Regions from separate parts of the Homo sapiens genome. Here all the other regions are linked to region 2. A link is a loop called in an ENCODE intact Hi-C map of the cell type or tissue named here. Cell type or tissue: prostate gland. All regions are shown on one strand.

Region 1 (8,000 bases), 790 kb before region 2:
GTCATGCATTTTATAGCCCATGTCCCTCTCCAGTGAGGCTTTTGGCCACTGGCCGTTAATTGGTAAGGTTCTTGAAAACTGAAGTGATGGTATCAGCATGGATGCCCGTGCTTTCTGATGCCACTGAAGATGGATAGAAGCTTCAAGTTATGCTTTGTGCAGACTGAATTTTTCCAATTTGTGCTTAGTAGCATCTTATTATATTAGACCAGCACTGACTGGTGATGAATAGCAAGATTGCTCCCTTCTAAGGGCTTGGCAAACCAAGAAGAATGCAGTGACATATGTCTTATGTCTTCAAAAGCAACTGGACACTTGAAGAGTATTTTCTAGTCTCATTTTGTAAACCCAATTACGAGCGGAGCTACAATTTTTATCTTTGTTTAATGTAACCAATGAGGCCATTGTCACTGTATGGAGAATAGCTTTAGTCCATATTCTCTGTTTTTTAAGACTCTCAGTCTCCTTGCAGGTGCCTTTGGAGAGTTAGGTGTTTGCTGTGATTTGAGGGATAGTGGCCAATAATTTTATTGAAATGAATATTGGTTAATTAAAGCTTATTGTATGCCATGGGCCATTCTAAGAACTTCCATCCACCCAAAAGCACTATGAAATAGATGTTGTTATTTCACTGATGGAAAAACAAGCACAGAGAGGCTAAGGAATATGCTGAAGCTTGCACAGCTAGTAAATGGCAGAACATTCAGACTGGAATTCAGACTTATACACTCACATTCATACCACACAGCCTCTCGAAGGGACGTGCCCCTTGAACGCAAGAGAGGTACATTGGGTGGCCATGGTGCTCACAGTCTCTCAATCCTTTATGTTGAGGGAGAAATGATAACCAGATCTCATTTTGTGTGCCAACCCGAAAGCCTGACTTGACTGCCTAAAATGTTAGGAAGGACTCTAAAGCCCTATCTGGATTCCAAATTTATGGTTGGTGCAGACTGGATTTTTACAATTTGTGCTTAGTAGTATCTTATTATATTAGCCCGGCACTGACTGGTGATGAATTACAAGATTACTCCCGTCTAAGGGCTTGGCAAACCAAGAAGAATGCAGTTCCACGATCCACTTGGAATGTGTGCAGTGAGTGTGGGAGGACTGGTATAAGTAGCAAAGCACTTGGCACTCTGGGTGTAAAGCATTCAGATCTCTTGCAAAATGCAAATTTTACCTGCGGGGATACCCATTCAACAATTAGAAGCTGCTGATTTCTGGACGAGAGTTAGTTTATTTAGAAAGTAACACTCAGAGACACTGGGACAGAGAACAGATCCATTTTAAGGCTGTGTGAGCACTGATCCATGACAGTATTGGTTCAGGGGCAAAGAATGGGAGGAAAGAAAAAGACAAGTTATAGCTGCACTGAAAACAAACTGGGCATGTCCTAATTTTGCTCAGGGCTACTTCTCTTAGAGTCGTTAAGGTTTTGAGCATATTAACAGCAATACTGATCATAGCTAATATGCCTCTATGTCAGGCTCTGTACTGGGTTCTTTGAGTATACTCACCACCTCCTGACAAGGTTTTGGCAGCCTTACTTGGTAGACACTATGATTCCCATTACATACATGGAATGTACAGTAACTGAGGATCACTGTGATATTGGGAAAGTGGGACTTCAGACGCTAGCCTCCCCTTGTAGTGCCTGCATTCTTTTCACAGCCCCTCCCCACCTTAGAATCATTTTCTTCAAGGGAGAGTATGGTTTGTGATGCCCTTATCAGCAAAACTTCAGCTAGAAGATGCAAGGGTGAAATACACCTCCCCACCCCACGTGATCTCATAGCACAGAATGACTGGCCACCCCAGACTGAAGGTTAGGGAGACTGGGGGCCCCAGACTCAAGGTTGGGGAGACTGGGGAGAGGGAAAGCGAGGAAGAAGCGTAAGTGTATCTTACAGTTTAAAACCATAATGGGACATATCATTTTCTTAGTTCTCCATTTATTAATAAAATGCCCAATACCTTCTGGCATGTGCTTTGAACTGCTTTTAATTATCTTCAGTTGGATGGAGAAAAGGTAATGGGGACCTCATAATAGTCGTGGAGGGACAACTGGGATTTATTTCCATAGGGAAGGCAGAGACTGTTTGCCAGGGAACCAAGGCCTTTCAAAGTTGAGGACACTTCCCGGTGCCGTGCGGTGTAAATCACAGTGCAAACTATGCGATTATCCCCTGCAGAGGAATCGAGTGTGACTTTATGGGATTCTTCACCAAGCACTTAGGAATAATCTGATATAAAACAGCAGGGGTGGAGAGTAATGACAACTTCAAATTAGTTTAATGAATGTTTACATTTAAAAAAAAAAGGCTTTTCTGCAAACCTGAAAATAAGAAGTGACAGCTTCCTTTCCTATTTCCCTTGCAAGAGGTACCTCCTGGTTTTCAGCCTGAGGAGGAAGGTGGCTTTATTTAACTCCTTCAGCCCCGGAACATCACAGGGCCCTTCTTTGTGCATTCTGGGTTCTAACAGCCCCTTGAACAGTGCTTGAGAGTATTTCCATTATAAATGTCGAATCGGCATTGAAGGAACATCTGTTTTAAGTCAACTTAGACTCAATCCAGGAAAAAAAATAAATTTCTGGCTGTCCACCTGCTCAAAAGGTCAATTACCCACCCAAATCAGCCAGAGATGGCTGATGGGCTACAGATGCCGAGGATATTTTTAGCAGGATTTTGGCAGGTACCCTGCTTGTTGAATGCAGCAAAGAAGAGGGAGGTTGATAAACCATTATACTGTTTGAAAGTTGGTGCCGCGCCAAATCTCCCACCAAATCTGGATGGTGCTTTTGAGCTATTTCCCCACTTCTGCTGAAGAAGGATTCATTTCAGTAGAAGGAGTGGGATAGGAAATGTTCACATTGCTTGCAGTATGTGAAATAGACCTCGAGGTATTTTGGATAAAAAAGCAACATTCGTGTTTTAGATATGGTTACCCAGCCCAAGCCGCCTCTGCTCTTTATAGCCGTGTTTTTGAAGTGTTCTTATTTTTTGTTCCGAAATCGGAATATTTCCTGGCGTGCGTATCTTGGCCCCATCACATCACAACAGGCTGAATGCTGTCCACAGGTTGCCAGTCTGGATATGGAATATTAGTCAAAACGATATAAACTAACTTGGTCTCTGCTATAGGAGGGACAAAATAACTACAAAACAAAAGCAAGAAATAAAACAAAACCAAACAAAAGCCTGCAGTGTTTGGGCCCCTTTCAGGGATATCTGGAAAACCAAATGGAGAATTCCAGGAGCGGATTTGGAAACAAGGTTGGGTCTACTTTGGCCTTTAAGCCATCACTAGAAACACTGACTCTTGCGCGCTAGAGTGATGTTTTTCCTTCTCTTTTGGATTGACGTGCCAGCACCTCAAGAAACCTCTGTGAAAAATCCACAGGTCTTCAAGAACCAGAAGAAAACAGAATAAAAATAGCTCAAAATAAAAATGAAAATGAAAATAGAGCAAACATCCATTTCTGTGGGACCTAAAGAGTTGGGAAACCTAAACAACCAGATGATGATAGCTGTTGCTGCTCTTCCTGAAATCAATTTTAAAGTAGGAATTGTCAAAGATAATGAGACTAGTATGGAGCAAAAACTGGCAATTTTCAGTTAACCAGAATGTTGCATGAATTAGAACCCCAGATTTTCCTGGAGATGACTCTAGCCAGGCCATTTGAGGACAAGTTGCCAAATATTTGTATTTTAGAAGCCTCAGAAGTGTGCACAATTTTCTAGTTCTCAACAAGGCACTACAGCAACATGTCTAGTGTTTATGTAAATGATCTTTATAAATCCTCTAGCTGATAGAGAGTTTTCTTCCATCACAGGCAAAATGTGGGTTTAGATGCAATTTGTAATATTGTTGTACAAGAGTGGGGTCCTTTCACTGACATATACGAAGTGTTGTAATACAAGGCAAAGAAAATACAAACCCATCCTTAGTCATTTAGAAAGACAACCTGGTTGAGAATTTAAGATGATGGTTTAGGGCATAGCTTGTGGAATTCGATGGGTTGCACTGTAAGTTTCAGTTTCCTTATCTGTAAAAGTAGGAATAATATCTAGACCTAAAGGTTATTTTGAAGATTAAATGAGATAATGCGTGAAAAGTGCTGACTCAGCACCTGCAGAACCCATGCGTCGTCATCATCACGTTTGTTGAGGGATTTGAGGCGTGTCTAGGAACGCAGATGTGGAGACACCTGGAGCATCTTCAGGAGCTGTTTCTGCGGATTCTCATGTGGCTTATCAAGCACAGGAAATAGTTTTCCTGGAAAGACATGGAGCAAAGCAGTTATTTAGCCGTCCATCCGGCACTGCCAACCTCTTCGTGTTCCTGCAAGGATTAAATGAGAGATGGTGACAGTAGAGAGTCAGCCCTGAGGGAGGAGTGTACAATTCATGGGCTACTATTCCATGTGTGTGGGTCAGGAGACGCTTAAGGCATTCACAGCACTGGGTGTGAGGAAGGATGCAAATAAGCTTAACTTATTTATGAATTATCTGCCCTGGAATGGCATTCTAATGTTGTGTTGGAAGAGAGACAAGAATGTGCTGGGAGGATACTCAGTTTATAACGGACGTTCTGATGGCCAGTGCAAATGGCGCCAGGAATCTGTGTTTATAGAGATGGAGCATGGATGCCCCTGAGCACCTGTGTGTGTGCGAAGGGTGAATGGGTTGCTGGGAGTTCGTCGGTTGTTTAGGGAAGCACTTACGTGTATGCCTGTGTGTGTCTCTAGGACTCACTCTCCACTTCCCACCTTACTTATTATTAGTGTTCTTGTTTCTCTTCGCTATGGGGAAATGCAGATAAACCGTAAAAACTTGATAGAGTGAACAAAGGCTTCGGAAGCTTCCTTAGTTCTTATAATTGCTCAATGGGTTCTTCTTGCCTGCTGCACAGGTAAAACCCAGTTCACTGAGATGACATTATGGCAGGAAAGAAAGAGTTTAATTAACACAAGTCCAGCCAAGCAAAAGGACAGGAGTTTATTATTACCCAAATCAGCCTCCCCGAAAATTTGGAGGCTAGTGTTCTTCCAGGATAGTTTAGCAGGAAGGGAGCTAGGGAATGGAAAATGCTGATTGGTTGGGGATGAAATCATTGAAGTGTGGAAAATGGTCCTCGTGCACTGGGTCAGCCTCAGTTCCAGTTGAATCACAAGTCCCAGGCCTAGGTGGGGTCAGTGGGTCATCAAAATGCAAAAGTCTGAAAACCATTCCAAAAAAACCAGTCTTAGGTTCTACAATAGTGATGTTATCTACAGGAATAATTGGGGAAGTTCCAAATCTTGTGACCTCCTATGCCTACATCTTAGCTGAATTCAGACCCCTCTCCTAATCCTAACCTTGTGGCCTTTTAGGAGCTTTACAAAGGTGGTTTCATTTCGGGAAAGGCTGTTATCATTCTTGCTTTAAGATTAAAGTATAAACTAAATTCTTCCCAGTGTTACTTTGCCCTATGCCCAGGGATGAGTGAGGACTGCCAGCCCGTGGGGCTAGAAGCAAGATGGAGTCAGCTATGCTGTCATATTCCTCTTATGGTCACAATTTCACAAAGGTGGCTTCATTCTCATGACCATTGCTCCCAGGCATTGTTCTTGAATACCTTAGAAAGTTTCATTAGCTCATGTCTCTCCTCTTTGTACCACCTTCCAACATTTCCCTACTGCCTTGGACATTAAAGTCCAAATCCAGTCTGTTCATCATGATCTGTGGAGCCTTTGATAATCGCAGCCTCCAGCTTCTCCTTCACACCTGTCTCCTGTCTCCTGCTTTTTCTTTTTGTGCACTGCCCAAGAACCTTTTCATCTACTAATCTTTGAGTTTGCCGTCCTCTCTTCCTAAATCACTCCCCTCCCTCCACTGTTCCACGTGGGACGTTCCTTCCAGAGAGGCCTCCCTTAAGCCCACCTTCCATACCTCCTCTGGTTATCCTCAGTCATGAGGCCCTGCTTCCTCCCGCACACTGAGCACAGGCAGTACCTGCTTTACTCATGTACTTGTTTATTATCTGTGTCACCCAGTGGGACATAGTAGACTCCATCAGGGCTGGGAAGGAATCTGCCTTCGTCACCATTTTGACATCATTATCAAGTGCGCAATTAGGCTCACAGTTGAGCTCAACATAGGATCTGTGGAAGGAAAGAAGGACAGAAGGAAGGAAGGGGGAAGGGAAGAAGGGAGGAAGGGAGGGAAGGAAGGAGGGAATAATTTCCAGGAAGCCTCATTGGATTTCTTTCCCCCTTATTTCTGAAAGCTCACCTCTTTACAGCTGGCAAGGCCAGCAGAACTGAACAATAGAGCCGGATTAAGCAAGCATTCAGGTGCCCACTTAATTCAATCGGCGAATTTGCATTTCTCAGGCTCTGTGCCATGAGAGCCTGCCGCCTCAAGGGACCACCTGCCTTCTACCAGAAGGACTTTGCTCCTTGGAGAATTTCCCTCTGGCAATGGTCCAGGTCAAACGAGGTACCATACAAATGTGGCTTGTCACCATTTTCCAGTTTAACTTTCTCAAGCCTTGGCTGCCTCGATTTCATTCCAGACTACAGTAGCAGCTGAAAAGGTAGCTACCATTGCAGTCGAAGACACTGGCAGATGGGACTGGCTTGTTGGCAGAGATGGCAGAGATGGCAGAGATATGAACTATCTCTGAAAGGGCATTCTGCATGCCACAGTTAAGTGCTCTGTTGAAGGACGGCTCTGGAAGGGAGCATCCGCGAAATGAATAAGAAGGTGGTTATTAGTGAGGTCTCCCTGAAAGGAGCATAGCTGGATGCAATCCTTGGAGGCCCTGTCTAGGGCCTGTCTGGGGCTCCAGCTTTCATAGGGCCGGCCATCCCCTTTGCTCTGGGTGAGATCTGTCTTTGCTTCTGGTGATTCTGATATTCACTATCGAGAACGATTGCTTTAAAACACATCAGATCAAAGTTTTCTAAAATCAGAGTAAAAGCTAAAACCTTTGCAAGGTCCTGCATGACTTGAGTCCCTGTTCCTCCCTTGACATCAAAATGGCTGTTGTCTGCTCTCGCTCTCTCTCTTTCTCTCTCTCTGCTTCAGCTGTCCTGACCTCCTTGACCTTTCTTAAAAACTTTATGAAAACTCCACGTTTGGGCTTCCCTCCACCTGAGATGCTCTTCTCGGCTCCTGTGAGGGCTACCCCTTTACCCTTTATAGTGTCTGCCCGGACATCTCCTCACTAGAGACCTTCCCTGACCACTGCCACATGGAATAGTACTAATACTTCATGCTCATCCTCTGCCTGCCCTGGGTTTTTAATTTGTGCGTGTGGGTGGGGTGGGGGGCGGGGGGGGGCACTTATCACCACCTGCATATTATGCTTTTGTGCATTTCAGGTTGGTCTTTCCCGCAAGAAGGTAAACTCATCTGCAGCTGTATTCGCTGTGCCTATGGTAGTGCCTGGCAAATGCACAGAAGTGGGTATTACTGAGGACTTTGTGGTTCGAATGGAATGAGTGTGCTGCTGACAGTGTTGCGAGTCATCTGCAAATGAAAAGTCCTTCCTTCTCTTCCCTTCTGGAACCTTCCAAAGAGGCTAGCCTCCTGAGAGGGCGTCTCCTGGGAATGCCTGTGATCCAGGCAAGGCACCTAAATCAGCCAATAAATAATTAGTTTTGAGAAAAAAGCCTGCACAAAAGCAGAACTCACAGATTTTCTCATTGATCTTCCTGCCTTTGCCTTGGCCATGGTCAGTCTTTGGGGCTATTAGCTGCATGTACAAGTGCACAGGGGATGGGAGGGGGGCTCCGGAAGATCCCTAACCCATTGTGGACACACCATTTATGTTAGTGGAATCTGGTAAGAGTGATTGAGGAGAGAGCATTGGGTGAATGACCCTGTAATCCTTATAAAAATAGTAGCAACGGTAACTAATGATGTTTATGAACTGCCTAAGAATGCCATGACTGTGTCAAGCACTTCCCATAACTAGCTCATGTAAAGCCTGTAACCATCTTGGGGGTG
Region 2 (8,000 bases):
CATAAGCACAGCCTCCCAGGTAGCTGCTGTCTGTGGCCTCTGCAGCTTCTCTCTCTGTCAGAGCCTGGCCTTCTCTGGACCCTTCTCCCGGGACACTAGCACCTCTCCTCCCACGCTTCTGTGTCCACCCTCCCCCCTATATCCCTAGATCCTGGTGATGTAGAATTGTGAATGGATCTCAGTACACCACAGGAGTGTGCAGTGTGACCTGTGCATAGTCCAACTTCTCTGCTTCCTTCCCTGAAGGAAAAATAACAGCCGCAACAGCTCCCGTTGTAACCAGCACCTGGGTGTCAGGCTCTGAGCTGTGTACTTCACGTGCATTGTCTCATCTCATCCTCACCGCAACCCTCTAAAGTAGATTCCATTATTATTCCCATGTTGCAGTCATTTAATAACTATGTGTTAGGCAACCATTTAAGCCCTTTATATCATGTGAGTTTTCATTTGCTCATTTGGTCCTCACAGCATCTCTGTGGGATAAGTACTAGTCTCACTTCCATTTTACAACCAGGAAAACGGAGGTACAAATAAGTGAGTGTGTAATGGATCTGAGATTCAGACCTAGATCATCTGCTTCCAGAGTCAAAGCCCTTAATCACTGTGCATACTGTCTCCAGAATAAACAAAAGCAGATTCAGAGAGGTTAATCAACTTGCCCAAGATCACAAAGTCAAGATATGTTAGAAAGACTAGTAGGACCCAGGTCAGTCTGTCTAGAGCCTATTTATTTTCCCACAGTACTACTTGATGTGTGTGTGTGTGTGTGTGTGTGTGTGTGTGTGTGTGTGTAGTTCATCTCTTTCTTTATATATTTATTTTTTGAGATAGAAGTGACTTTAAAAACACATGTGCCTATCTACGATAATTTCATTAATCATAACTAAATAAAACAAACTGATAGGAACAATTCATGGTTGACTCTACAATATGTGGACTACTATAAGAACTGGAAATTAACTAATGTCCTTGATTGTCCTTAACAGATTTAATGAGGAAGGCTAATTACATGAAAATACTCTTATTTCCAGTTTTAGAAACTCGTCAAAGCAGGGAGGGCTTCCATTCTGATGAATAGATTGAAGCTCAGAAAATGTAAGGACCAAGGACCTGAACTAAGACAAGTCCTCACTGAGTTTCGTCTAACCCAGAGGCTGTGTTCTATAGGTTAGCTGATCCTGCCTATTGCGCGGATCCTGAAATATGAGACAAAGCTTCGAGCTAGGGTACAGAGGTGTCCGGGAGCAGGTAGCCCAGGCAGAAGAAAGAACAAATGATGACAGGTGGTATCACCTCTCAGCTGGCCCCAAATCCCTGTCTGGTAAGGTCTGGAAGCTTTCACAGTGCTGCATTCTTCACTGAGGCTCACAGGGCTTAATGTAATTGCAAAATATCCTAAAAAACAACATTTTATCATTTTCCTCCAGAGCTTCTCGCCTTGTAAATAGCGTGTTGGCACATGTTGAAGCCCAGCCACACAGCTCTGTCTCCGGCTTCTGCAAAGTGGCGTGAGGCCTGCTGTTGGTGTGCAGGGGAGTGCAGGCCAACCACGCCCCAGGAATGGGAAACCTCCTTTCGCTCCCAGGAGAGGCTGTGGCAGAGCCAGAGCTAGACTGTGCCTTTACAAGGCATTTGCTTCTTATGAACCTGCTCCAAAATCACTGATGAGCTCACAGAAGAGAAGCCATAAATCAGCAGGCTGGGGCTGGGTCCTTTGCTCACAGTAGGCAGAGGATGCAGTGTGGACCTCCCTCCAAAGGCCCTTTCACCACCAACTTATCCTGCCTTCCCACCTTCCCGCTGGTCCTGCAGCAGCCCAGCTCCCCAGCTCCTGGAGGCCTGGCGGCTGTCTGCCATTCACACGGTTGAGCTGCCCCAGACCTGCCCGTGTGGGCCCCACCTTGCCACTCCCACTTGTCTGCTCCCAGGACAGCAATTGTGCAAGAAGCCCCACACGTGAGCGGGCATCAGGGCGACAGCCAAAGAGCCTCTCTGTGGTGATGCTGGGGCGGAGAGGCTACCTGGCAGCCACTGGAGCGCAGTGACATGGGCATGAAACCTGAGCACCTAGCTCATCAGATGACAGAAAGCCTCGGGTGAGAAGAGACCTCCGTGGGATGCAGTGATGCCACATTAGAGGCCTGCTAGGTACCCAGAAGAGTCACTTTATGTGGATATAGACCCTGAGCACGACTGCACCCACTTGGTCAGCTGTCCAGGCCATGGTCCCTCTGAGGCAAGTCTCAACTTTTCTCCACGTGCCAAAAGAAAACCGTATCTGACAGCTGAAGAAATGGAAAGTGGTGTAGCTTTGACTGAAGCTTTCCTGGGGAAACGGAAGAGGGGGTTACATCAAACCCCACAGGGTTTCTGGAAGTCTCTTGTAAACATCCTTGACCCCACTCCTCCTACAGCTGCTGCTTCCTCCCTTTGGTGTACCCCAACCACCTCGTCTGCAGTCTCTCCTTTCACCTGGTTCTGTGTCCCTCTCAGCTGCCCCTCAAAAACCCTTCAACTTCCACATCTCACTCTGCAAAGCGAGAGTGGTGACGCTTGGCAACATAGAAGTCTAGTTAGCAAACTACAGATCAAAAGCAAGTCTGGGAAGCCTTATGCCACCCATTAATATAACCTTTGTTTTTTAACTTGTTAATTTAAAAAGTATTTTATGTTTTACTCAAACAAAAAGTGATAGACCCCCATATACTGGCCAATCTGATCTGACCGATGTTAACATTTTCCCCTGTCTTTTCTGTGGATGTACCATTCTTTTTTTTTTTTTTTCTTTTTTTTTTTTTGACACGGAGTCTCACTGTGTCACTCAGGCTGGAGTGCAGTGGCGCGATCTCGGCTCACTGCAAGCTCCGCCTCCTGGGTTCACGCCATTCTCCTGCCTCAGCCTCCCGAGTAGCTGGATATCCCATTCTTTCTCTCTCTCCCTGATCCTCTTCTCTTTCTCTCTCTAAAATATATTATATAGAAGGTAAAGCCCCAAAGACCATTTCTATTTTATTTTCTCCACGTCTAGAAACATCCCTTTCCATGTTTGGTGTCGTTTGGTCTGAATCCAGGATGGCACCGTGTTTATGAGCACAGACTTGGAAGCCAGCCTGGCTCTCAGCTCCAACTCTGTAACAACTAGCTGAGTAACCTGGAAGAAGTTGCTTAACTTTGCTCTGTCTCAGTCAAATAAAAAAGGGGATAGTAAATCAACTGTATGTGCAATCATCAAATGTTGATACATTTAAAGTGTCTGGAGCAGAGCCTGGAAAAAAATAAATGCTTAATATTTATTAACTGTTATTATGATCCATGAAAAATAAATAGAATGGCTATTTGGTGTGTTTTTAAGTTTCATCTAAATTATTTCATGGCATTACACCTACACACCTACACACCTACACACACACACACACACACACACACACACACTTTGCGACTTGCTCTTCTCACGCATTTACATTATGTTCAGGTCTCTCTATTTGGATGCATGTAATGCATTCATTTTTCTTGCCATAGAGTGGAATATTATTGTTGTTTTAATTTACATTTCCCTGATTACTTATTCTAAAATTTACTTGGAAAAGTAAAGAGCCCAAGCAATTTTAAAGAGGAGAAAGAAAGAAAGGAGACTTGCTCTATTATAATGATACTAAGACTTATACATTTAAGCAGTGCTGTCCAACAGAGCTTTCTACAATCATGGAGATGGTCTCTAGCTATGCTACTCTAATATGGTAGCCTTGGGTCACATGTGGCTACTGAGCACTTGAAATATAGCTAGACTGACTGAGGAAGTTAATTTTTACTTTAATTGAACTTAAATAGCTACATGTCATTGTGACCCATGTGGTGACCCATCACCAGACAGCACAGGTTTAGAGTATCAAAACATTGTGATGAAGTCGCAGAGACCAGCAGTAGACCACAGAAACAGCAGCGAGTCTAGAGACAGACCTCAGTGTTTGGTGTTAAGTCCTAGAAGGCATTGTAAGACAACAAGGAAAATGGTGGGAATATTTTTATCCAATGTTTGGGTTTTCTATTCTTTGAATTTCATTTGTCATTGAACTACTCCCTCTTCCTCCTCCCATTGTTTAGTGTGTCTTTTATTTATTAATATGTCAGAACGACTTGTATATTTGGATATAATATAAAAATTATATTTATCTTAGTTTGTGGATTTTTGTTTTATTTCTTCTAAAAAGAAAAGGGATACATGTGCAGAACATGCAGGTTTGTTACATAGTTATCCATGTGCCATGGTGGTTTGCTGCACCTATTGACCTGTCCTCTAAGTTCCCTCCCCTCATCCCCTACCTCCCAACAAGCTCCGGTGTGTGTTGTATCCCTGTCTGTTTCCATGTTCTCATTGTTCAACTCCCACTTATGAATGAGAACATGTGGTATTTGGTTTTCTTTCCATATGTTAGTTTGCTAAGGATGATGGTTTTCAGTTTCACCCACGTCCCTGCAAAGAACATGATCTCATTCCATTTTATGGCTGCATAGTATTCCATGGTGTACATGTACCACATTTTCTTTATCTAGTCTATCATTGATAGGCACTTGGGTTGGTTCCATGTCTTTGCTGTTGTAAATAGTGCTGCAATAATCATATGTGTACATGTGTCTTTATAGTAGTTGATTTATATTCCTTTGGTTTTGGGTCAAATGGTATTTCTGCTTCTATATCCTTGAGAAATCACCTTACTGTCTTCCACAATGGTTAAACTAATTTTCATTTCCACCAACAGTGTAAAAGCATTCCTCTTTCTCCACAGCCTCACCAGCATCTATTGTTTCCTGACTTTTTAATAATTACCATTCTGACTGGCTTGAGATGGTATCTCATTGTAGTTTTGATTTGCATTTCTCCTATGATGAGTGATGTTGAGTTTTTTTTCACATGTTTGTTGGCCACATAAATGTCTTCTTTGGAGAAGTGTCTGTTCATATCCTTTACCCACTTTTTGATGGGGTTGTTATTTTCTTGGAAATAATGTTGAAGTTACTTGTAAATTCTGGGTGTTAGACCTTTCTCAGATGGGTAGATGGCAAAAATTTTCTCCCATTTTGTAGGTTGCCTGTTTCACTCTGATGACAGTTTCTTTTGCTGTGCAGAAGGTTTTTAGTTTAATTAGATCCCATTTGTCATTTTTTTGCTTTTTTTTTTTTTGCAATTGCTTTTGGCATTTTTGTCATGAAGTCTTTGCCCATGCCTATGTCCTGAATGGTATTGCCTAGGTTTGTTCTAGCATTTTTATGGTTTTGGGTTTTACATTTAAGTCTTTAATTCATCTTAATTTTTATGCAAGGCATAAGGAAGGGGTCCAGTTTCAGTTTTCTGCATATGGCTAGCCAGTTTTCCAGCACCATTTACTTAATAAGAGATCCTTTCCCCATTGCTTATTTTTGTCAGGTTTGTGAAAGATCAGATGGTTGTAGATGTGTGTTGCTATTTCTGAGGTCTCTGTTCTGCTCCATTGGTCTATATGTCTGTTTTGGTACCAGTGCCATGCTGTTTTGGTTACTGTAGCCTTGTGGTATAGTTAGAAGTCAGGTAGCATGATGCCTCCAGCTTTGTCGTTTTTGCTTAGGATTCTCTTGGCTATACGGGGTCTTCTTTGATTCCATATGAAATTTAAAATAGTTTATTCTAATTCTGTGAAGAATGTCAATGGTAGTTTGATAGAAACAGCATTGAATCTTTACTTTGGGCAGTATGGCCATTTTCACAACACTGATTCTATCTATACATTAGGATGGAATGTTTCTCCATTTGTTTGTGTCCTCTCTTATTTCCTTGGGTGGTGGTTTGTAGTTCTCCTTGAAGAGGTTCTTCACATTCATTCTTAGCTGTATTCCTAGGTATTTTATTCTCTTTGTAGCAATTGTGAATGGGAGCTCATTCATGATTTGGCTCTCTGCTTGCCTATTGTTGGTGTAAAGGAATGCTTGTGATTTTTGCACACTGATTTTGTATCCTGAGACTTTGCTGAAGTTGCTTATCAGTCCAAGAAGTTTTTGGGCTGAGATGATGGGGTTTTCTAAACATAAAATCATGTCATCTGCAAACAGAGACAACTTAACTTCCTCTCTTCCTATTTGAATACGCTTTATTTCTTTCTCTTGCCTCATTGTACTGGCCAGAACCCCCAATACTATGTTGAATAGGAGTAATGAGAGAGGGGATCCTTGCCTTGTACTGGTTTTCAAAGGGAATGCTTCCAGCTTTTGCCCATTCAATATGATATTGGCTATGTGTTTGTCATAAATAGCTTTTATTATTTTGAGATATGTTCCATCAATACCTAGTTTATCAAGAGTTTTTAACATGAAGGGATGTTGAATTTTATCAAAGGCCCTTTCTGCATGTATTGAGATAATCATGTGGTTTTTGTCTTTGGTTCTGTTTATGTGCTGGATTACGTTTATTGATTTGCGTATGTTGAACGAGCCTTGCATCCCAGGGATGAAGTTGACTTGATCATGGTGAATGAGCTTTTTGATGTGCTGCTGGATTTGGTTTGCCAGTATTTTATAGAGGATTTTCACATTGTTATTCATCAGGGATATTGGCCTAAAGTTTTCTTTTTCTGTTGTGTCTCCTCCTGGTTTTGGTATCAGGATGAGGCTGGCTTCATAAAATCAGTTAGGGAGGATTCCCTCCTTTTCAATTATTTGGAATAGTTTCAGAAGGAATGGTATCAGCTTCTCTTTGTATTTCTGGTAGAATTCAGTTGTGAATCCATCTGGTCCCGGGCTTTTTTTTGGTTGGTAGGCTATTAATTACTACTTCAATTTCAGAGCTTTTTATTGGTCTATTCAGGGATTTGACTTCTTCCTGGTTTAGTCTTGGTACAGTGTATGCATCCAGGTATTTATCCATTTCTTCTAGATTCTCTAGTTTATTTGTATAGTGGTGTTTACAGTATTCTCTGATGGTAGTTTGCATTTCTGTGGGGTTAGTGGTAATATACCCTTTATCACTTTTTATTGCGTCTGTTTGATTCTTCTCTCTTCTTTATTAGTCCTGCTAACATTCTGACTATTTTATTAGTTTTTCCAAAAAACCAGTTCCTGGATTCATTGATTTTTTTGGAGGGTTTTCCATGTCTTTGTCTCCTTCAATTCTTCTCTGATCTTAGTTATTTCTTGTCTTCTGCTAGGTTTTGGATTAGTTTGCTCTCAGCTCTCTAGCTCTTTTAATTGTGATGTTAGAGTGTCTATTTGAGATCTTTCTAGCTTTCTGATGTGGGCAGTTAGTGCTATAAATTTCCCTCTTGACACTGCTTTAGCCATCTACCAGAGACTCTGTCCCAGAAATGCTGTCTCTTTGTTTTCATTGATTTCAAAGAACTTCTTGATTTCTGCCTTAATTTCACTATTTAACTAGGAGTCATTCAGGAGCAGGTCGCTCAATTTCCATGACATTGTGCGCTTTTGAGTGAGTTTCTTAATCCCGAGTTCTAATTTGATTGCACTGTGGTCTGAGAGACTGTTTTTATTTTTTCCGTTCTTTTGCATCTGCTGAGGACTGTTTCACTTCTAATTATGTGGCCTATTTTAGAATAAGTGCCATGTGGCACTGAGAATAATGTATATTCTGTTGATTTGGGGTAGAGAGTTCTGTAGACATCTACTAGGTCCACTTGATCCAGAGCTGAGTTAAAATACTGGATAGCCTTGTTAATTTTCTGTGTCATTAATCTGTCTAATACTGACAGTGAGATGTTAAAGTCTCTCACTATTATTGTGTGAGAGCCTAAGTCTCTTTGTAGGTCTCTAAGAACTTATTTTATGAATCTGGGTGCTCCTGTATTGGGTGCATGTATGTTTAGAATAGTTAGCGCTTCTTGTTGAATTGTTCCCTTTACCATTATATAATGACCTTCTTTGTCTTTTCTGATCTTTGTTGGTTTAAAGTCTATTTTGTCAGAGACTAGGATTGCAACCTATGCCTTTCTTTTTTTTTTTTTTTTTTTTTTTTTTTTTTT
Region 3 (8,000 bases), 130 kb before region 2:
GCTGGATGTATTTTTTAAAATTTTTTGTTGTGGAACACAGAAAAATTAATGCTAAAATGGATACAGAAGAGTAAAGTCCCCCCAGAGAGCTAGGCCAACTGTGAAGAAGAGGAATATGGAGGAGGGGCTTATCCTACAAAATGTTAACCTTCTACAAAACCATCATCGTAAAATTGGTCTGCTTCTGGCTTGAGAACAGAGACCAGTGAACAGAACAGAGGCCTAGGAGACAGGCCTTTTTATAAATGAGGACTTGAAATATGTTTAACATGGCTTAAAAATCATGGGGAATGGTTAGATTATTTAGTAGATGGTATTGAGAAATTGGCTCACCATATGGAGAACAAAAACATCTATATTTCTTTTTTTTTTTGAGACGGAGTCTCGCTCTGTTGCCCAGGCTGGAGTGCAGTGCCACAATCTCGGTTCACTGCAAGCTCCGCCTCCTGGGTTCACACCATTCTCCTGCCTCAGCCTCCCGAGCAGCTGGGACTACAGGCGCCAGCCACCATGCCTGGCTAATTTTTTGTATTTTAGTAGAGATGGGGTTTCATCGTGTTAGCCAGGATGGTCTCGATCTCCTGACCTCGTGATCTGCCCGCCTCGGCCTCCTAAAGTGCTGGGATTATCGGTGTGAGCCACCACGCCCGGCCCAATAACATCTATATTTCTATAGTACACAAACGTGGACTCCAGATGCATAGGATATCCAGTATGAGAGGAAAGCTTATATGGTTAACAAAAGAAAATTTAGAAGAGTATTTTTACAACTTAGAGGTGGGGAGAAACTTTCTAAAGACCTAAAATTACCAAATATAAAGCAAAAAAAAAAAAAAAAAAAAGTGTTTGATGACACAAAAGTTGAGGATTTCTTTTTAATGAAAGATTGTAAAGATGAAGTTAAAAATTGAAAAATTGCAACACAATATCTGCAACATTTACAACTGACTAACAGCCAGTATAGGATATATGAGGGTAACCTGTAAGTTAACAAGAAAAGGATCAAAAAATCCATCAGAAATAGGGGCAAAGGGCTGGGTATGGCAGTTCATACCTGCAATCCTAGTACTTCGGGAGGCCAAGGTGGGAGGATTACTTAAGGCCAGGAGGTCAATATCAGCCTGAGCTACATGGTGAGATCCAGTCTCTACAAAAATAAAAATAAAAAGGTTAGCCGGGTGTAGTGGTGTGCACCTGTAGTCCAAGCTACTTGAGGAGGCTGAGGTTTGAGGATCGCTTGAGCCCAGAAGTTCAAGGCTACATTGAACTAGCATAACACCACACACTGCAGCCCGGGCAACAGAGCAAAACCCTATCAAAAAAAAAAAAAAAAAAGAAATAAAAAGAAAAAGGGCTGGGCATGGTGGCTCACGCCTGTACTCCCAGCATTTTGGGAGGCCGAGGTGGGCGGACCACCTGAGGTCAGGAGTTTGAGATCAGCCTGGCCAACATGGTGAAAGCCCGTCTCTACTAAAAATACAAAAATTAGCTGGGTGCGATGGTGTGTGCCTGTAGTCCCAGCTGCTCAAGAGGCTGAGGCAGGAGAACTGCTTGAACCCGGGAGGCAGAGGTTGCAGTGAGCCAAGATCGCGCCACTGCACTCCAGGCTGGGCAACAGAGCGAGACTGTGTCTCAAAAATAAAAATAAAAAAAGAAACAAACAAGCAAAAATAAACAGAGGCAAAGAATATGACAGGTAAATCACAGAGGTAAAAATCCAAATGGTTCACATAATAATACAAAGCTCAAAATCAGGGTAAAGCAAACCAAATCCAATGAGCTATAAGTTTATACTCATCAGATTGGTAAAAATGGGCAAGTTGGATAATGCCAAGTCTAAGATGTCAGAACACATGACTTTTCACGTCCAGCTCTTAGGATTGTAGAAGTGAAGCCAATCTAAAGAATAAGCTCACAAAAATTGAGCATCCATGTACATTAGAATCAGTAGTTCCCTTTCAGAATATCCCAAAGAATCCCCACTTGGGTCCTTGGGTCCAGAAGAGGGAATCTAAGAGGATTTCATGCAGCCAAGACCTGTGATTGCTGGGCCACAGAGGCAACCAGGGGGTCCTTAGCTGCAGAAATGGGAAAGTAAATTAAAGAGGTGCCCTTTATGGAATACCATGCGGCAGTTAGAAGCAATTATCTGGAATCACTGATTAGCAGAGTGTGAAGTTTTTTAAAAATGCAGTACTGGGTAAAAAAATAAGAAAAGGCAAAGCAATCAGGGTTGCTTGGAGAATTAAATGGCAATAAAACCCTTGATGTAGCAATTGGCTCAAATAAGACTTTAGATCCTATCCAGAGGTAGGTGGGGAATTCGAGGGGTCAGTCCACCCTGACAAAGGACTCAAGACCATAGAGGTGGAAGTGAAATTTGAAACGATTCGAAAGACACTTTGTGGACTACCTGCTAATAAATTTTCTTTCCTGCATCCTTTCTTTCTTACTTGGTAGTGGAATCTAGACTTTTACAAGAAAGAAAACTCAGAACATGAAACACTGCATCTCTGGCTGACAGTCTACCTGTCCTGGTGTTCCCTAGGAGATCTGAGAATTGCCCCAGCCAGGTGCTGCATTTGCTAAAGTTAATTCTAGGGAATTTGTTTATGTGGGTTCAGAATTCTTCACTGCCTCCCTTAACTCCCCCATATGTAGTCTGTGCTAAGTGACCATGGATGGAATTGTGCTGAAAGTTCTTTCACCGTGGTTAACAAAATCTACTAAGTAACACTTCATACAGGGTATGGAGGAACCAAATGTGATTGGATAGAATATTTTTTCCCTTTCTTCTTCTTACCATATATATACTTTTAGGAGTACCCATTATTGCTAGTGTCTGCTACCAAAATGTCGGTGACCAAAATGTAGAAATGAAGAAGGAAAAAGGACAGCTTGTCTAACATTCTTGCTCTGAAAATCCCAAGAGATGAGATTCCATCTCTAAGCAGGAGGCCAGGGAGTCCTTTCTTAGTGCAGGAGGCAGCAGGATATTTTTATTTTTACTGCATTCGCGATCCGGGGTCACAGAGAAGGGCAAGGAGCTGAATTCCAAGAATGGAATAGAATCTAGCTCTCTCCGAAGGAAATCCAGGGTTTGGAAAACTCCCAAGGAGCAATAATTCAACTGAACTAACCTGATGAACTGTTTTCAAATGAGTATGGAGAAATATAGTCAAACATTGAACAGCTTCCTAGAATTGAAGCAACCGGGCAAAGGTGCCTTTTATTAGACCTTTGCAGTACACCCAGAGAACCGGTTAGAGTGTCAGGCTCAGCTCCATCTGGAAGAGAGAAAGACTTGATTTTATTCCCCAGTAGAAGGTTCTCTAGAGCAGTGCATACGTTTTTCACTTCCTTATAATTATTTATTCAAAACTGAAATACCAGCAAATCAAAGTCTACTCAATGCATTGGGTACCTACTCTCTGCCCATCATCTGCTGGGGCTTTTCTCTATCTTATCTCATAGAATCCTCCCCAAATGCTTCAAGGAAAAGATGATCATTCCCCATTTTTCAGAAAAGGAAGTCTCTGAGAGGACAGACACATTTTGAAGGTCAGAGAGCTTTTAAAAAGCAGATCTGGATTCAAACCCAGACAGCTGAGTCCAAATCTGGAACTTTCTTCAGCTCATACTGCCATGACCACACCCCCGCTTCTAAGGGATGTCAGGCAGCCTAGAGGGTCCCATGACATTTAGAAATAAAGGGATAAATTGTCCTTTCCTCACCCATTTTCAAGCAAAAATGCTAGGGGAGCAGCTGTGTATTAAAAAGGAGTTGGGGCAGAAATAATGATCATAAAGATAGTGAACTTTCATTGAGTTATGGGTCAAACATTGTGTTAAATGTTCAGTATGAGCCACATTCCTATGAGCTGGCTCTATTACTGTTTCTATTCTTTTTTTTTTGTGGGGGGGAAATTAAGTTTCAAAGGTTAATTGATTATTTAAACTCAAACAACTAGTACTTCTTGGAATAGATCCTAAATTGGTCTGACTCTCAAACCAGTGTTTTAAAAATACTACTCTAAACTGCTTCCTTGGGATATGGCAATGTGAGTTCGGCGTGGCAGCTATCGTGGTGGTGTCATGGTGGTGGGAACAGCAGTGATGGTATTGTTTTCACTGCTCTTGGTGGTGGTGAAATTAATGATGATAAGTAACTGGTGAAGGTGGTTGTCCTCATAGTGGTGTGATGGTGTTGGTGGTGGTAGAAGTGGTGCTGGTGATGGTGGTGTGGGTGGTGATAATAGTGATAATGGTGGTAGTAATTGTTGTAGCAGTGATGGCAGTGTTGGTAATGGTAATGATAACTATGGTGGTGGTGGTGGTGTGGCAGCAGGGCCAGAAGTAGTGATGGTGGTGGTGGTGATGGTGGTGATGAGGGACATGGTGTTGGTGGGAGGTGTGAGGAGGGCATGGTGATGATGGTGCTGGTGGTGGTAATGGTGGAGGTGGGGGTGGGGTGATGACGGTGGAGGAGGTGATGGTGGGGAGGGGGTGGTGACGGTGATAGCAGTGGTGATGATGATGGTGATGGTAGTGGTGGTGGTGATTGTGGTGGTGATGGTGGGGAGGGGGTGGTGATGGTGATAGCAGTGGTGATGGTGACGGTGATAGTGGTGGTGGTGATTGTGGTGGCGATGGTGGGGAGGGGGTGGTGATGGTGACAGCAGTGGTGATGATGATGGTGATGGTGGTGGTGGTGGTGGTGGTGGTGGTGGTGATGGTGATGGTGGGAGAGGGATGATGATGATCATGATGGTGATGGTGCTGGTGGTAATGGTGGTGGTGGTGGTGGTGGTGGTGGACGCCATGGTAGGAGAGAGGGTGGCAACTGTTGAGGTAGTGGTGTGGTGGTGGTGGTGGTGGTGGTGAGGCTGGTGGTGGGGTGGTGGTGGAAATAGAAGCGTTGTTGCTGGTGGTGATGATGGTAATGGTTATGGTAGTGGTAGTGGTGGAGGTGGTGGTGATGGTGAGGATAGGGGTGGGGTGATGGTTACCATGACAGAAGTGATAAGAGTGATGAGGTGGTGATGATATTGATTATGGAGGTGGTAGCTATGGGATTCTTGACGGTGGTTAATTCACCCTCCCAGATGATATTTTCTTTTGAGAAATTCTGAAAAAAGAACACTTCCGTTTTCTCTGTGCCTTTAAAGGTCGATTCACTTGTTTTTTTCCATAGGTTTCAGGAAAGAGGCACTGGCCTTTACTTCTCCACCTCGATTCACTTCCATGCTGTTGACAAATGTTATAGTTGCCCAGGATCAGAGGGAGAGACTGACCCTGTGACCATTTCCCCAAAGGCGGCCTTTGGCCACTCCGTGCACTGGAGCACATGACCCTCTGCCTCGCCCCTGCCACATTAACCAGGTGACTGTCTGCCAAGGCCCAGCCCAGTCCAAAGGGAATTGGGATTCAGTGTCCCAAACAAGGCACTGATTAGCTGGTAATCAGGCAGCGATTAGCAGGTCGGGTCACCTGCAGTTCAGTGCCCATTGTTCCCAGCAAAGTCCTGGGATATTTGCCACACGGCTGGCCAGTCTGAATGTCTGAGGATTCCGATGCCTGCAGCTCTGCTGTGGAGATGTGTGATTAGGAACAAATCCTCTGTTCTCTAAGCCCATCCCCCCAAGGAGGCAGTGCAGTGTGAATAGTGAATCCCCTTCTCTATTCACACACAAAGGTTTGGGGAGAAGAATGGCCTGCTTAGGAGCTCAACAGTGACAGAGAGGTGAGGCCCCAAGGATGCACTGAAGAACTGAAAGCAAATTAGCACATTCCTCTTCCTGCACCATGATGACTGAGAGTGGAGGAACGGGCAAGCCCACATCCAGACTGGGATTCTACTGTGATCTTGAGATGTGACCTTGGACAAGATTTTTAACCTCTGAGCTTGTTTACCTTGATTTTGAGAGTTTAATAACACTTGCCTCTTCAGCCTTTGAAGTTCAGATTTAGAAAATGAACATAAAGCAGTTACTACAGTCTCTGTAGCGTGTGACCAATACATGCTATCACCGTTATCATCGGTCATAGTAATATCAATATTTAAAATATCATAATTATTTGAAATACTTTATTTAAAATATGCCTCTGTAACATCACTTCTAAATGAGAGATAGCCCCTTTGTAGGAGGCCATGATAAGGATGAGATGAGAATTCTTGTAAAGCTTTCATCACAGGGCCTAGCAAGTAATTAGCACTTAATAAATCATAGTAACAATGGTGATCACCATCATTATTGTTTGTACAAAGTTGAATGGAAAAGACTATTTTGTAGCACTTTTCACTGTATTGTAGCATGTGATCATGAAAATTTAGACAAAGCATAATTTTTCGAGCTAAAAGGAGATTAATGAAATTATTCATGGCACATTCACACCATTGGACACTGTTCAGCTTTATAGTCTATGTGCCCTTCCACCACCTGGAGATCTTGCTAAAATTCTCATTTGGTAAATCTGGGGTCAGCCCAAGATTACGCATTTCCAGTGGATTCTCAAGTGATTCCAGGGCTACCTGTCCATGGACTCCACTTTGAGTAAACAGGATGTACACTTTTACAATAAAAAATGTGTATATGCATTTATACAGAAATATAGAAAAATATTCCTAGGCTATACTCAAGATGGGGGACAGTGTTTTTCACCCCCTTCGCTAAACTGTACTATCTTTCCCAGAAATTTAATAACAAACATGTAAAAACATTTAAAAATGCAATAAATTTTATTGATGCAAGTTCTTCCCTTCTCTAAAAGTTTGTCACACAGCCAGGTTTTCCAGCACATTCTTTGCCAGGTCTGCATGCCTGATGCCATGATTTTCTTCTAGAGCCACACTAGGCCTTTTCAGCATCCTAACCACAAGGAAATCACATTAATGCGTGCTCATTCTGGAGGCTTCAACTCTCCAAGGAGCAGGTGGGCCCCAGCTCAGATATAGCTGCTGGCCAGAGTTCAGGACCCAGAGGCGTGCAGGCCAGCCAGGTGCAAGATAGACAGTTATTAACTCAGAGAAGCCCAGAGAGTTTCTAAAATCTGATTCTGGCTGCACTTGGAAAGGGCGTTCCAGTTAACATGGCGGGGTGCTTTCTGCAGTTTAAAGGAGCTCAAGGAAGTTCCTTGTACAAAAGAGATGGCTCCACTAGCCCTTCCTCCAAAGGGTGGCCTCAGAGAGGACCCTTGTGATCTAAGGGTAGGTGGGTTTAAGGTTTTTCTTCCTTTTAACTCCTCTAAACGGAGACTGGGATACTTACTTGGGTACTTGAGCCACGTATTTATCTTATTCTCATCAGACTGTTTCTGTCACTGAGAGGTTGAAAGAGGTCTGAATGAGCATCCAGAGACAGAATTAGATAGATAGAACCTCAGTTGAATTTTGACCTTGCCATTTAATAGCTAAACTGCCTTAGGTCTAAGCAGTGACTCTGTTTCCTCCTATGGAAAATGGAAGTAGCAATGCTCTGGTCTCTCCAGGATTCAAACTTATGGAGCTAAAGATTCTAGTTTCCAGTTAGGTAAAAGCAGGCTTGCAAATGCCAATACTAATAATTATTATTTTTATTCAGTGTTCACCATCCTTTGCACCTTAACATACACCTTGTACCTGCCTAGATAAGCCCCCACGCGCTGCCCACCTGAGATCCCTGGTATGGGGTCTCCATCACCCCATCCCTCTGTGTATCAGGCAGTGGGTAGAGGAAAACAGATACATACAAAAACTGGGCAGTGGGAGGAGAGTTTACTAAAGGGATATTTAACTGAGGTGAGGGCGGGACTTGAGGAATAAATAACATACAGTGGCATGGATAGGGGTTGAGGAGGTACATTCCCCCCCAAGCTTCTGGCTTTCAGTAGAGAGAACAGCCAACTTGTCAAGAAGGGGGATGCCAAGGAATAAATAGCCTGACTCCTGTCTTCCCACACTCCTGTGACCTCCTCATGCTTTTGCCAAGATCTTGGCTTGGTTTCTCCTCTGATTGATTTCA

What was found. Hi-C counts contacts between places; a loop is a spot of excess contacts. Peaks named below come from ENCODE experiments on the same cell type or tissue, not always from the same donor. Only the 100,000 strongest peaks of a DNase experiment are listed, where the experiment ranks them.
Region 1: it touches region 2 in a loop (2.8-fold over the local background); 1 of 110 quality-filtered maps calls a loop at or near these places.
Region 3: a loop joins it to region 2, with 2.0 times the contacts of the local background. A loop is called at or near these places in 1 of 110 quality-filtered maps.

Annotation. Positions count from the first base shown.
Region 1 is chr16:79,060,316-79,068,315 of GRCh38, forward strand. All of the region lies in intron 8 of WWOX (WW domain containing oxidoreductase), which reads left to right. Among named protein-coding and RNA genes, the nearest start is that of MAF, 540 kb to the right of the region's middle. In prostate gland, no CTCF peak of the experiment used is centred here; no DNase peak of the experiment used is centred here.
Region 2 is chr16:79,847,409-79,855,408 of GRCh38, forward strand. No RefSeq gene overlaps it. Among named protein-coding and RNA genes, the nearest start is that of LINC01228, 24 kb to the left of the region's middle. In prostate gland, no CTCF peak of the experiment used is centred here; DNase peaks (open chromatin) are centred at 1,563, 1,953, 3,103 and 3,401; H3K27ac peaks cover 2,739 bases.
Region 3 is chr16:79,718,335-79,726,334 of GRCh38, forward strand. MAFTRR (MAF transcriptional regulator RNA) reads right to left here. Exons shown (of 6, transcript NR_104663.1): 6 at 2,978-3,287. It overlaps LOC105371356 (a long non-coding RNA gene), which reads left to right. Exons shown (of 5, transcript XR_001752268.2): 5 at 5,195-6,751. Among named protein-coding and RNA genes, the nearest start is that of LINC01229, 48 kb to the right of the region's middle. In prostate gland, no CTCF peak of the experiment used is centred here; a DNase peak (open chromatin) is centred at 3,167; H3K27ac peaks cover 1,546 bases.